Linked DNA regions of Homo sapiens: region 2 is linked to region 1. Evidence: chromatin contacts called from ENCODE Hi-C or POLR2A ChIA-PET data. All regions are on one chromosome and are shown on one strand. The core of a region is the stretch at or near the end of the contact, and the rest is flanking DNA. Distances in the headings are between cores, read along the strand shown. Region 1 overlaps HIVEP3 (HIVEP zinc finger 3). Region 2 overlaps HIVEP3 (HIVEP zinc finger 3).

Region 1 (4,573 bases), core at 688-3,187:
AGAATGGGGGGTCAGTGTTTAATAAGCACAGAACTTCAGTTTTACAAGATGAAAACAGTTAAGAGGCCAATATCTTAAGTGAAACAACTAAGAAACAGAAAATCAAATACTGCATATTCTCACTTATAAGTGGAATCTAAATAATGTGTACACATGGACACGAAGTGTGGAATAATAGACGCTGGAGGCTCTGAAGTTGGGAGAGTGGGAAGGGTAAGGGATGAGAAATCACTTACTGCATACAATGTACATTATTTGGGTGACGGTTGTACTAAAAACCCACACTTCACCGCTATGTAATATATCCATGTAACAAAATTGCATTTGTACCCCTTAAGTTTATACAAAGAAAGAAGAGAAAGAAAGAAAGAGAGAGACAGAGAAATAAAGAAAGAGAGAGAAAGAAAGAAAGAAAGAAAGAAAGAGGAAGGAAGGAAGGAGAGAGAAAGAAAGGAAAAGGAAAGAAAGAAAGAAAGGGAGAGAGAGAGAAAGAAAGAAAAAGGAAAGAAAGAAAGGGAGAGAGAGAGAAAGAAAGAAAAGAAAGAAAGGAAGGAAGTAAGGAAGAAAAGGAAGAAAGAAAGAAAGAGAAAAGAAGAGATGGATGGTGGTGATGGGTGCATAACTTTTTGAATGTATTTAATAACACTAAACTGTACATTTAAAAATGATTAAGATGGTAAATTATGTTATGTGTATTTTACCATAATAAAAATTGAGAAACTGATATAAAAGTGTCTTCTTTTTAGAAAACAGTTGAACAGGGAGGGGGCTACTAGGGGTAGAGGGGCCCATCTGCAAGGTGGCACCCACCCAGGGCAGGAAGGACCAGGGCCAGCTCCTCTGCTGGCCCCACCCAAAATCATGAGGAGGGAGGGCCCTTGCTCTCCACTCTCCACCAACACATCAAAGCAAGGCCTTTGCCAGCAGCTGGTAGGGGCCGCATCCGGTCTGGGCACTGGGGGTTGGCATCACTGCAGCTGACAAAGGGTTAAAGAAAAATCCTGGATGCCTGGCAGGGGCCAGCCTCACTGGGTCATAACAGCTGTTTTCCAAGGGCTGGCAGGGAGGCAGGGGGGCTTTGGACTCTGGCACTGGGCCTCACACACTGATCCTAAAGAAAGTGGAGAAGAAGGCTGGCCCTGAGGCCCCTGCCACCCTCCTGACACCCTCCTGACACGTGGCCCTTCCCTCCACTCTGAACGGAACGTCTGCAGAAGGGGCCGGCACATGGAAAGTCAAATTTGATCTGTGTGGGGCAGGGAATTGTGGGATGAATCTTTCTATTTTCAGTTTTATTTGTTATTGTGGTCTGTGATCAATAAGAAAACATGAAAATCTAAGACATGGGTCACACATGGCAGAATCATATGGAATAATCCTGGTGGTTCATGCTGGGATACTGGCAAAGGGGTGGATGGGAGGGGAAGAGAGAGAATTACTGGCATGCCTCATTTACCCAGCACCACAGAAGTAGCATGGTATAGCATAGCGAGTTGGCCTTAACATCATCAGAAAGACATGGGTTCAGACCCTGGTTTCATCCATTACTAGCTCACTTTCCTCATGAGTCAGAAGTGAAGACTCTCACCCCCTCCCTGGGTTTGCCACGTGGATCAGATGCGACAAAGTGTATGTGAAATGAGTATGAACCCAGTATACAAAAGGCACTCAATAAATGCCTGTGCCCTTCTTCAGTTATGGTGGGACACCTTCCAAGTCTCTCTCCCTCTGTCAATCTCTCCTCCTTCTGGCTTCTGTTTTGGGGTTTGGGGTTGGCTCTGTGACCCACCTCCCTCTCTGTGGTCAGCCTTCCGGCTCTCACTTTCCTGAGGGGCTCACCTTTGTTTCAGCGGAGTGCGCTCTAGTCTGAGAATGCTGTGACATGCAGCTGACAGCCTGGAGGCTGCCTTGGGAACCTTCCCGGTCCCCAGCTGTGTTCTCCAGACAAGAGGCTTCTCTCTCACATGGTAGCTGACTCACGGATGAGTGAGGCGTCCCCAACAAGGAGAGTGGGCAGAGAGACAGGCAATGGAGCCCAGTCATTGATAGCGACAAGACCTGCTTTGAGGATACCCAGAAATGTTTTCCAGGAAAGACAGGGCATTTAAAAATAGAGAATGGTGATACTTTCCATTGTATGAAGGAGCAAAAAAGAAGAACTTCAAGTACAAGATAACATATTCCATTTAGTGGCAGGTAGGAATATACTGTCTCATAAACTCTACACTGGGATTTGGCAGAAGAAAAGTTCATGGTTTTCAGGCACTGCAGGGACAAGGAAGGGAGGTGTTGCTGGTGTATATGGGGAGCACCCAGCCCAGGAGTCGAGGAGAATACCGGAGTGGCGGGAGGAGGAACAGACGAGACTGGAGGAGCTGCACTTGGAGATGAAGGTTCTGAGAGCTGCTGGGGCGGGGGTTGGGGGGCGGGGGAAGGTAGGTGTGGGAGGAGCAGTGAGGTCGCTTCCTGCTATATCAGGCCACACCTCGCAGCCCTCTGTCACAGAAAGCCCCCTGGAACTAGGCACTCTACACAGGGGAGCAGAGAAGACACCGTGTTCCCTCTCTGGGTGCAATAGAAATCCCATGAGGCAGCCCCACATTTGAGGTCCAGCTGCACCCAGCTAAGTGACCTTGGACAAGACACTCTCCATCACTGGGCTAGACCCCAGGGTGCAAAGGTGAAGAAGACCTTGTCCATGTCTCAGGCTGTGATGGATCTAGCAGGGAAGATAGATAAGAAAATCAGTGGTTCTGGCCCTTTCTCCCAGGGAGCCCAAAACCTGAGCTGCTTCCCCGCAAGAAGGCTTCTAAATCTCCCCGGGTTGTAGACACAGAAGCCAGAGGTAGAGGAAGAACCCAACATTTGTTGAGTGTCTTCCACGTGCAAAGGCTGTCCCTGCATTTTTTCACAGTCATACTAATGCTACGGTCAGGCTCCATCATCACCATCTGACAACTGAGGAAACTGAGGCTTTGAAAACAGAGAGATGTGGACAGCCTTGCACTGCAGGAGGGCCCAAGGCTCTGGCATTAAATAAAACTGGACATTACTGGTCTTAGACACTGTGTGGCCTTCTTCGAGTCCTTGACCACCTGTGAGTCTGTTTCCTCACCTCTGAAACAAGAGCAAGAGTGCACGCCCTGGGCTGGGGTAAGAACAAAATGGTACGGTTGGCTTCCCAGAAAAATCCACCTTCTCCCTCTTCCTCTTCTGGTTACTTCTGATCTTTTAGCTTTACTTATGTTTATGATTATTTCATCTTCTAAAATAAGAAGATACCAGATCCCATAACAAGATTGCTGCAACTTATTCACAGCAAAGCAGGTGGAGGCCTCGGGAGATCCCGGGGACTACAGAACCTCCACCACTGGCCCACAGTAGGACAGGGGCAGGGAGTAATTCATGCCTACTAGGAAGACTGTGATAACAGGTGTGTGTTTTTGGAGGCAGAATTGCTTTCTGCCCACACGACAGCTGCCCCCTTAGCTAAGAGGGGAAGCCTGGTGACCCAGGGTCCTCCGGGGACCCAGCCAGGCTTCTGGTCTAGATCTCAACCTGCCCCACTCCTGCCCAGTGCTACCCCATCTTCCACCCCATCCCCACCTCCACCAGTTCAGAGATTCAGCCAGACAGAAAGGCTGTGCCAAAGGAAATTGTGTGCCACAGGGCCCACTTGGTCTGCTGTGGTGTTCTTCCTTTTTTTGGACTTTGTGGCTGTTTGAGTGGGTACCTTTTTCCATAGAAAGTTTCCATTGCATCAGTTATTTACATTGTCACCACCTATATGTGGGCTCTGGTTTCGAGTCGGTGAACCAGAGCAGGCCCTGTGGGGCCCAACACTGCTTACAGGGGGTGACAGGAGCCAGTTGCTACGGCAAGAGGACCTGCAGCTCTGGGTCAACCCTCAGAGCCACCCCCAACCCTGGCAGGTCCACTCTTAGTGTGCTCAGTCCCTTTGGGATGCCATTTTTAGGGTGAGATTTAAGAGAATTTAAGAGCACAGGCTACTAGGTTTGCATCCCGCCTCCTCCACCTCCTAGCTATGCTCTGAGTTATTGACATGACATCTCCGGGCCTCCGTGAACTATCATTTGTAAAGTGGGAATGACAGTGGCGCCTACCTGGCTGGACTTTGAGAAGGACTCAATCAGGTAGTGCACATAAAGTGCTTAGAACAGGGCCTGGCCCAAAGCCTCAATCCATGTTAATGAATGGACAAGGATTTCCTGCCCCCACCCTGGCTCAGACCCTACTGCCCATCCTCTCTTGTGTGAACCAACAGCAACAGCGTCTGCACTGTCCTGCCCAGCCCACCGATCCATAGACCCAGACAGACTGTCCTGATAGCCAGCTCTCACCAAGTCACTCCTCGCCCCAAATCCCAAATCCTTCAGTGGTTCTCCTTAGAGAGTAATGTCTGCACTTTACAAATATGCCAGGCTGCCTCGGCATCAACACTCCCCTGCAAAGCCCCGCTCTTGCCAACTGCCATGCTCCACATTCATGCCTCTTTGCAGTTGTCTCTGTCTGGAATATTTCTCTCCATTTTAACGTGGCTAAATCCAACCCA
Region 2 (4,573 bases), core at 792-3,291, 220 kb after region 1:
GGTCATAGATCAAATCCTACCACAACAAACATGTTCATAATCAAGGTCAGCATAGCACAAAGACTCCTAAGGTGGGGCCAGTGGTCTGTTTATCTCAAGCTATAACTTTTTTCCCTGCTTTGCATTTGGCTTTGGTACAAGAATTTGACATAAACACCCTCCTAACCCCACTCCCCTACAGGTATTTACATAGCAATTTTCTCCTGAGCTGGTCAAAACCCTGCTAGGACTTGGAGAATTCCATTGTGTTTGTAGTAAGCAGACACCTGGAGCCAGATAGCTCTTAGAGAATAAACTATTCTTGGATTGGAAAGGGATCTGAATGTATCTGACGCCCTCCTTTTGCAAAAATTTTGCAGTGTTTTCAGAGGACCTTCTACATTTTCACTAAGGGGATATTTCCCCCTAATATCTCCACCATTGCCATTGTTGGAGTTTCCTGCTGGGTCTGGCCCCCACAGGTATAATGCCAGCTGGAAACAGAACACTCACATCTCTTAAATTACTCCACTAACGAAGAAGTCACACGTGGAATTAGAATTCTGGCTAATTTTCCTGTGGGCACACCTTAAGCACACAAACCTGAAAGCAGCAGAGCAGCGAAACTGGCAGCCAAAATAAAGCAAAAAGAAGAACATCTTCCAGGAGGGAGGTGGAATCAGATTGAGGCAAAGCCAGGACTAGGTTCTTGGCAACGTGATTAAAATCCCGAACTACGAGGGAGGAGAGGCCTTGCTGCCAGCCCCTCAGCACACTCGAGCCAGGGCACTGGAGGTGGGTGGTGGTTAAAAGCTGTGTGCCATTCACAGCCTATAGCACTGCCTGTGTCCGTCAGTATGGGCAGAATGGCTAATGACTCCAAATAAAACTCCTACACCATGCTCCATCTGGGGACCATGTTATAGCTGAATACACAAAGTCACTTTGTAGCTTGCCCGATAAGTCCACTTTAATTCCTCCAAAATAATTCATGGAGGCCTGTGAGCACACTGCACCAGGCCAAGCACTAGGGTTATAAAAAAGAAATGAAAAAAGAAAAACCTAGTTGCTCTACTCTAAGGGCTTATGATTTAACCAAGGAGATGAGATTCACAATGGTAGCTGGCAATACGGTAAATCAAGGCACAAAGAATCCAGGAGTGTGTTCTGCTAGAGGCCCAAGAGGGCAGCTGGCATTTTCAGGAGGATGCAGGTCAGCCTTTATGGGAAAATGGATTGAGTTTACCTTGAAGGGTGGGGAAATTTTAGGCAGGTGGCTAAGAAGTGAGCTGGCCTCTGGGGATGTGGGGAGACTGTGAGCGCCGCATGAGACAGGCTCTGCATCCTGCACATGCTGCCTGCATTTCCAGCCCTGGGAGGAGGATTTGTGCAAGGGAGGCAGAGATGAGAGCGTTGATAGGAAGGAAGGAGGCCAGATTTCAGAGAGGTCTGAATCCCACACAGAGAAGCTTGGGCTTTCTCCAATAAGCTGCAGGGAGCAGTTGGAGACTTGTGAACAGCAGATTAACATAATTAAATAAAAACTTCAAGACTTTAGCTTTTTGTGGGGATGCAGACTAGACGAGAGGTGATGAGAACATTAGAAAGCTTTTACAGTGTAGACCAGGCTGGCCACGGTGTTGGCAACGGGAGAGAAAGAAATAGATCTGGAAGATACCACAAAGCAAATATCTAAAGGGCTTGGAAACAAATTTGGCCGGGGGGCGGATGAAGGATGAGTCAGGGGCAGTTCTGAATTTTAAAACTTGGGGGATGTGAGGTGGAGGTGGCATCGTCAGACATAAAGACACAGGTTCGAGCAGCTTTACAAGAACTTAAAAAGGCCAGACCACCCAAAGGTGGCACTGACTGGAAGCACGAGGCTACGGACAATGCTTCCTCATTTCAAAGGGGAGTTAACAAGTTAAGTGAAGTTTTATCCACCAATGAAATGGCTGTCTGTCCAAACAAATAAGCAACAAGTGTGGGCTCTGCACTCCTCTCCACCTCTCTTGCTCCTTCCGTTGATGCTCCCCTAACATTTATCTGACCATAAGCTAAGAGCAGTCATGAGAACAAGATAGAAATCCTCAGAAATCCAGAACTCTAATCCTTCCTTCTGCTGAAATACTGTAGGGCTTAGTTATTTTCACACTTATGCATATGCTTCAGTGTGTAAGAACTGAGTCATTGTTTTCTTTTCTCCTCCCCTCTCCCCTCTCTTTCCCTCCTCTTTGCCACCCAGCACCTCCTCTGCCTCCACCCCCAAGCCACTGCAAACATCCTGGCATGCATCTCTCCCCATCCATTTCTGCATGGCTGTCAACATTTCCCATTCCCTCCAAGCTTGCCTCCTGCCTCCTATTTCTTTAGACACACTGGGAGTCTAAGAAATGAACTACAGATTCAACAGGACTGTGGACCACAGATCTTGACAAAGACAGGCAGCTTGTTGTGAAAAGAGAATTGGAGGGCAGGTCAGAGACTTAGGTTTTAGGAGTCAGGCAAGGGAATCAGATAAAGATCCCTGAAAACAAGGGATATCATCACTGCCCAGCTTTACTGACGTAGAGACAAGTTTTCTCACTTGGCAGATATAGACGGAAGATAAGCAGGTTCCCTTTCAGATGGTAACCCCAAGTGCAGTGGCTCACAGCTGCAGTTATTCTGAATGGCAGCGGGAGGGAAGGAAACAATGAATGCACACACACACAAGAGCAATGCTTAAGGTGAAATGGACTTGAACAGTCTCAAATGCACACCTCCTCCAGTTCCTGGAAGGCAAGGATGAGTCAAACAGAAGTTGAATTTCACAGGCGTTCCTCCTCCACTGTCACATACGTTCCCAGACGCAGAGTCATCTGTGCACATGTCACCCAGCATCGACTGCTACCAGCAACTGCCTCCTGGGAAGTTAAGCTGCAGGGTCAGATCTGCTTCTGCTGGGGAGCTGAAAGTAAACTGCGTAAGGTGGGGGTGATCCCAGTAATGTGAGGGCAGGAAAAAGCAGAGAACGCTGGAAAAGGATGGCAGGAATTAACATGGCTCTGAAGAGAGGAGCCAAGGATCACCTGATCTGTAGAGCCTGGAATCTGCAGTTATTTCTAGTTTCCTAGACAACCCTGACTAAACTAGGAAGACATCTGAACTCCGGCTCAAAAATAATATAGGTTCTTGGAATGGGACAAAAGAAGAAAGGAAAGGGGAGGTGATACCATGTGCCAGTTCAGGGAGTGGGGACCAGACCTTCAGAGAAAGGAAGGTCTTCCCAAATGGAAGCTGAAATCCCAGTGGGCATTATGCTTTCTGTACTTTTGCATTTGTAGCCAAGAGCATGATTCTAATTCTGGTTCTCCAGCGGAGGTGCGGGCAGCACATGTGCATGAGTTCGTCAAAATTGATCTAACGGCACACATAAGATCTGTACATTTCACTGTATGTAAATTAGATCCTAGTAATTCTACCTCTCTCAATTAGTTGGTTGTGTGACCTTGGACAAGTCATTTAAATTTTTGTAGTCCAGGATTCTCCATCTGTCAAGCTGAAGCTAAGAAGCTGGCCTCTAAGTTTCTCCCTGGCTCTAAAATTTACGATTGTGAGAGCTGATTATTGCAGGAAATGAGCAAATACATCCAGATTAAGAAGGGCCGCAACTATTGATAGAAGCTAAGAAGAATTTCTGAATGGGATTAGCCATCTGCAGAAAATTCCCCCTAAATCATCCATCCTGGAATCAGACGTGGAGAGAGGTGAAGATTCCATCCTCTGCACCAAAAGGAAGTGGCAGCCCCTCCTGGCTCTGCATTTTCCCCTCCTTCCCATCCGCTCTCCCCTACAGACTCTCTAAATTCTTCCACTGGAGATTCCCCAAGGGCTCAGGATTGGGACAGGCCTTTTCTTCCCTTCCTTCCAAATTTCCTTTGGGTTTATAGCACCCTGGTCGGGTTCACAGGAAGGGAAAGGAGAGGGAAGAAACCATTCACATTTGGGTGTGCGTAGCAAGCAGAGAGCTGGAGGGTTACAGAAACTTAGAGGAGGTCAGAGCCAGACAATCATCTCCCCATCCTATGTCTTATGGATAAGAAAATGAAGATGCAGAAAACTAGTGTGACTTCTCACCATTTCTAAAGCCCCGGAAAGAACAGATCAAGGAGGCAGCTGTGGCCATCTTCAGGCTGGTTCTTTCACATAGAGATGCTCCTACTTACTCCATAAATAGTTTGTCATGGGCAACTTTCAGACAGAGGAGCTGGAACTACCCTAACCGGGCACTGGAACATGTGTAAGTAGACCACCTGGCTCACCTGTTTCTCTTCTCAGAGGGGCTCTGAGTCATGAGGAGAACCTCTGGATATGCAGAATGGATAAACTGCTTCTGTCAGGATGGAAAGGAATTCACAGATGTCTTGCCAGCAGCTAACCAGTGACACAGCTGAATGGTAGCAGGCCCATGGAAACACTCTGGATAAGAAAGACTATCAAAGGAGCATCAGGTCCAGATTGCAAATTGCTTTAGCAGCTAACATAGGCATAAAGACAGAACGACCCACTCTAATCCAAGGGGGTTACGCTTCAGCGCTGGCTGCCTCTGACT

What was found. A loop is a pair of places that touch in the nucleus more often than their neighbours do. ChIA-PET counts read pairs that join two places held with the same protein, here RNA polymerase II (POLR2A). Pooled maps may share reads with other maps.
Region 2: a loop to region 1 is called in a pooled map, with 7 times the contacts of the local background. The contact joins two enhancer-like sites. A Hi-C loop is called at or near these places in 2 of 37 single-sample maps with no recorded cell type and 8 of 50 pooled maps. POLR2A ChIA-PET finds 5 or more read pairs at or near these places in 1 of 52 experiments (A673).

The regions. Positions count from the first base shown.
Region 1 is chr1:41,637,859-41,642,431 of GRCh38, forward strand. The region is part of intron 2 of HIVEP3 (HIVEP zinc finger 3); the gene reads right to left. Among named protein-coding and RNA genes, the nearest start is that of EDN2, 160 kb to the left of the region's middle. Within about 2 kb of position 1,938, at least 2 of the 41 ENCODE cell types and tissues checked have a DNase peak (open chromatin) inside an H3K27ac peak, as active enhancers do.
Region 2 is chr1:41,860,295-41,864,867 of GRCh38, forward strand. All of the region lies in intron 1 of HIVEP3 (HIVEP zinc finger 3), which reads right to left. Among named protein-coding and RNA genes, the nearest start is that of HIVEP3, 56 kb to the right of the region's middle. Within about 2 kb of position 2,042, at least 6 of the 41 ENCODE cell types and tissues checked have a DNase peak (open chromatin) inside an H3K27ac peak, as active enhancers do.